Linked DNA regions of Mus musculus: region 2 is linked to region 1. A link is a loop called in an ENCODE intact Hi-C map of the cell type or tissue named here. Cell type or tissue: gastrocnemius. All regions are shown on one strand.

Region 1 (2,500 bases):
CTGTCCCACTGAGGCCACCAAGCCCCCTAGGGGTGGAGAAAGGCTGCAAGGGTCTCCCCATGAGACAGGGTCTCACACTCAGGGGAACAGACTGTCCTTAGGGATCAGACTGTCTGGAGCAGGCATGGATCTGGGCAGCAACTGATGGGCTCGGGTTAAAGGCTCCGTGTTGGCTCTTAGATAAATAGAACCGCAACCCCCCCGAGTCAGGCAGGAGACCCTCAAACAGAATGGCTTCAGTTTCTTACCACACAGGCATGTTGATTTAATATACAATTCACAGTATGGCATTTTAAAAAACACTCTGTATCGTAAGGTAAAATTCATCACCACCAAATATATAGTATCTCATTAGAAACACGATCATCTGGGACTAGAGAGATGGCTCAGTGTTTTAAGAGCACCTGTTGTTCTTGCATAGCACCACATGGTGGCTTTAGCTACAGGGTATCCATTGCCTCTCTTGGCATCAGACATGTACATGGTACATATACATACGTGCGGGCCAAACACTCACGCACACTGTTGAGATTTGAATACGAATGGCCTCTGTAGGTTCCTATGTGTGAATACTTGATCTCCAACTGGTGGCTGTTTGGGAAAGATTAGGAGGTGTGGCTTTGTTGCAGGAAGTTTAGCGTGGTGCAGGGGGTGAGCTTTAAGGTTTAAAAGACTCTTGTCTTTCCCAGTGTTCCCCCTGCCTCCTGCTTGTCGCTTGGAGATGTGAACTCTCTCCACTGTTCCCGCCTCTATGTCTTTATTCCGCCATCATGGGCTCTAAGTCTCTGGACTCATGAGCCTAACTAAAAAGCCTTTCTTATAAGTTGCCTTGGACATGGTATTTTATCACAGCAGTAGAAAAGTAGCTAAGACCCATAGGTCTAAAATATTTGTGCTTCACCATGTGTCCTGTGGGCAATAGAGCACAATTTAGTGTGTTTCCTTGCAACCCCTCCCCCCTGCCTCCTAGGGTACTGAGAAGCCGTTTTGCCGCAGGGAGGCACACAAGGACATCTAAGGTGCCATTCATTCTGGCTCACAAGCCCATTTGCCCTTAGCTATGCAGGCAAGAGAGTCAGGTTCAGTGTTATTAACAAACTTTAAGCAAGAACGGTGGTGGTGGTGGTGGGGCATAGAGCAAAACAGCCATAGAGAGCCCTTTGTAACCGTTTAGTAACCCGAACAGAAAAACCTTTGATAAACTCCCCGGAGAGCTTAAATATTTTCCCTCTCTCCGGGCCCAGGTAGCGATGCCAGCAGGTCATCCTTGAAACAAGATGACCAACTCCATCAACCTCAATACGCCCTAATCCTTCAGGAAGGAAGTAGGGTTTGGTTTCCACACTCGCTTTAAAAAAAATCAGGGCTTTGTTCCTCCGGATTGCTCTTCCAGGATTTGTAACACACGGTGACTTGATTTGGCAGGAAAAGCACCTTCTCAACACAAAGGCTTGTTTTATAGGCTTTGAGCTCCGTTCTCCAGGTCTGCGGCGCGCTCCTGACATTCTCCACTGTGGCCACTGGGTGGCGCTGGAGGAACCGGGATTGCCTGGAAGGCTGTTGCTTTCCATTTTCTTCCAGGGCGCCTTGGTTGTGCAGGCACAAGCATACCTGGATAGTCAGATCCCGCTAGACTCCACTTTTCATATGGATGGCCCATGTTTTGTTTAATTTTTTTTATTCTGTCATATAAATAAGGACAAAGTGTGCTTAGAAAAAGAGATGATTTTATTTGGAAAACGCTTTTTATCGGAGTATAGAAGACCGTTTGAATTAAGAATGGACAGAATGCATCTTCATTCAAGTGGTCTGCCTATGTGCCATCCAGTTTGCTGTCCTCCCTGTAAAAGCTAGTGGCATAGTTTTCAATTTACTCCTTCTCTCTCCTTTCCGTTTTCGTTTCTTCCTCCTGTGTAGTTCTCACACCCCATCATCTCCCTGCATCCCGAGTGCACTCCACTGCCTCCTCAGGGATCATTTGAACAACACTGGTTTGGCAATGTCTCATCTTTAAGACCAAACTAATCTACAAGTTCCTTCCCTAACCTCACCTCCTCCTTCGACTACTCATGGTCTGTCTTCCTTCCCTTCCCAACAAACTGTGGCACTCCCAGTTTTCCTTTTGTCTACTCCGATTCACTGCTTTGGTGTCTGTCACTGCAGCATCTCTGAACCCCACCGCCCAGTGGTCAACCCCGGAGATTGCTTTTGCCCACTTTCTACAGTGGCTTCTCTCTCACACTGGATCTGATGGTAGAGTTCTGTCCTTGGTTCTTGTGACGCTCATATCCCTCGAACAACCCGGAACTCTTTTGGGGGGTTACTGTGAGCTACATTTCCCACCAAGCATTGCAGTAGCTGTAAAAAGCAGCTTCAGAGGCCCCACCCACAACATGGCTTGAGCCTAAATTCTAAGCAGAACCAGAGTTCTACATTTCTATCTACATTTACACATTAACTGAGGGCAACCTTGGCCAAGTATCTTGAGTATTGAATAGGC
Region 2 (2,500 bases), 110 kb after region 1:
TGACACTCATCATCCTCCTGAGGGTTGGGATTACAGGATTCACCACACATGGGTCAGAAAATATTTGTTTTAATTAAAAAAAAATTTTTTTTGGTTATTGGTTGATTGGTTGTTTTGGAGATAGGGCCTTGTATGTCAGACAGCCTATAAACTGAGGTCCTCTCACTGTATCTTCTAAGTGCCAGAAATACATCGGCGTGCCCACTGTGGCTATCTGTATGGTGCTGGGGACTGAACCTAGTGCTGTGAGTATTGCACCAGTTCAGCTACATCTCTAGTCCCAGACAATACTTTTAACAAGCATTCACAGAACATTTAGAGATATCAAGGAGCGAGTGCTGTTTTTGCCAAGTATAAAGGAAAGATTAATTTCCTGGCATTTGAAACTGTAAAGTACTTTTGACGCTGAGTAGTGATATTTCCACGAAAGCCTTCAGTCAGCTTTGGAGCCCCAATCCTGATGTAGGAGAGGAAACAAGTAACCCCTTGGGTGGCGTCTACAGGGGCTTTGTTTTAGCAGGCTGAAGCGAACGTTTACCAGGGTGGGAAGTCCAGATGGCAGCTGACCAGGGTCTTCAGCAGGCTCCTTCCTACACTGGCTTGTCTCAGGCCCCCTAGGGCATGGCTTCGGGTCCTCTGTGCAGCGGCTGCCCTCTGCCAAGGGAACCCCAGACTCTCTCAAAGCCGCAGGTTCGTCAGAGGCCTCTCTTAGCATCGTTAGGCTATGGTGAAACAGAAGAAAACAGTCACTGTCAGTGTGGCAGGCCTGCTCCATGCTGTGTGAGTAAGCTGGTGACCCATTTACCTGAGGGGAAACTGAGTCACACATGTGACTAAAGACACGCTGTGACAGCAGGAAGCTCTTTAACTAAGTAGATCAAGAAAAAAGATTGTTTCAGGAATCCAGAGCAAAATCACCACTACAAAAATATTAAGTTTATGAAACTTAGCCAAGTCTCCTGATATTCAACAGAAATGTCCAAGGACCACAGACAAGTTTTAACTTCAGCATGTAAAAACATGATAGTCACTATAAAGTAACTTGATATTATTCAGTTCACTGTAGAATTAGTCATAAAACAGTTGACTATTCTTAGCTAAGACATGAGGATTGCCTGTTACTAACTGTTCACTGTCAGGCAGGCACAGAGCTGTGTGAACTATCAGGTGACTGACGGCCTCACATGCTCGTGGCTTGAATGTGACACGTGATGAGGACGTGACCACATGGCCAGAGAGCCGGCTCACTCGGTGGTTAAGAGCACTGGCTGCTCTTCCAGAGGACCCAGGTTTAGCTCCCAGCTCCTGCAGCAGTTCACAGACCTCTGTAACTCCAGGTCTGGAGGATCAGACGCCCTCTTCTGGCCTCTTAGGGAACTGCATGCACGTGGTGCACATGTAGACAAAACACCCATACACATAAAATAAAAATAAATAAAAATATCAAAAAAATTTTTTTAAAGTATGTGATCAGGGGCTGGAGAGATGGTTCAGTGTTTAAGGGCACCAACTGCTCTTCCGAAGGTCCTGAGTTCAAATACCAGCAACCACACGGTGGCTCACAACCATCTGTAATGAGATCTAACATCCTCTTCTGGTGTGTCTGAAGAAAGCTACAGTGTACTTAGATATAATAATAAATAAATCTTTAAAAAAGTAAAAAATAAAATAAAATAAAACAAAAATCTGTGATCAGGTTATACAGAGTGACACTGCAGGACCACTGTGAAGGGTGGAACATGGCACACTTGGCTGACAGAGTGACACTGCAGGACCACTGTGAAGGTTGGAACATGGCACACTTGGCTGAGTTTCCTGTTCTAAAACTAGAAAGAATCCTTTTCACTGACTTAAGTGTCAAGCCTTAACCACAATGGGTGACATATTGGCAGACTGACAGACTGGTTATTAAGTGTCCAGCCATGAAGGGAACACAAGGGAGAACCAATAGTGACCACAGAGAACTGAAAGTCCCCCCTTTTAAACCCACGAAGTGCATTCCTTGAACTGGCAGAAAAGCTTGATGCTTAGGGACACTAGGACAAACCTTATGAACGTCTCTCCCATGCTGGCCTTATCTACGGTGTCCCTGTGCCTTTGGACATCATGCTGTAGCCCTTCCTTACAAATGTCCACGTCTAACATTTGTGACATTCCTCATCACTCTGAATTTCTAACATGTTTTATCTTTGCATGTGTACATACATACACACGAGTGCAGACCTTACATGCTAAGTCGTCCAACCGTTGCATAATAGTATAATGACTGTTCATAAAAATTAATCTGAATTCGTTTATACATGAAAGCTACTCAAAATGGAGGCACTGGCTAAAATGTCTTTTAAGAGAACATAGCAGACACCTAGGAGATGGCCTTTGCATGCAGACAGACACACAGACACATGACCTGACATCCTTAAAGGACGGGTTGCTGACACAGAGGAGGAAACCCAAGACCAATATTGCAGTGATGATAGCGACTTTGCCTAAGAACATCCTG

Evidence for each region. Peaks named below come from ENCODE experiments on the same cell type or tissue, not always from the same donor. Only the 100,000 strongest peaks of a DNase experiment are listed, where the experiment ranks them.
Region 2: it touches region 1 in a loop (4-fold over the local background); 23 of 42 quality-filtered maps call a loop at or near these places.

The regions. Positions count from the first base shown.
Region 1 is chr8:47,742,097-47,744,596 of GRCm38, forward strand. No RefSeq gene overlaps it. Among named protein-coding and RNA genes, the nearest start is that of Gm31786, 6.8 kb to the right of the region's middle. In gastrocnemius, a CTCF peak has its summit at 1,507 (motif pointing right); a DNase peak (open chromatin) is centred at 1,524; H3K27ac peaks cover 395 bases.
Region 2 is chr8:47,848,768-47,851,267 of GRCm38, forward strand. Wwc2 (WW, C2 and coiled-coil domain containing 2) reads right to left here. Exons shown (of 23, transcript NM_133791.5): 18 at 539-722. Among named protein-coding and RNA genes, the nearest start is that of Cldn22, 26 kb to the left of the region's middle. In gastrocnemius, a CTCF peak has its summit at 1,378 (motif pointing left); no DNase peak of the experiment used is centred here.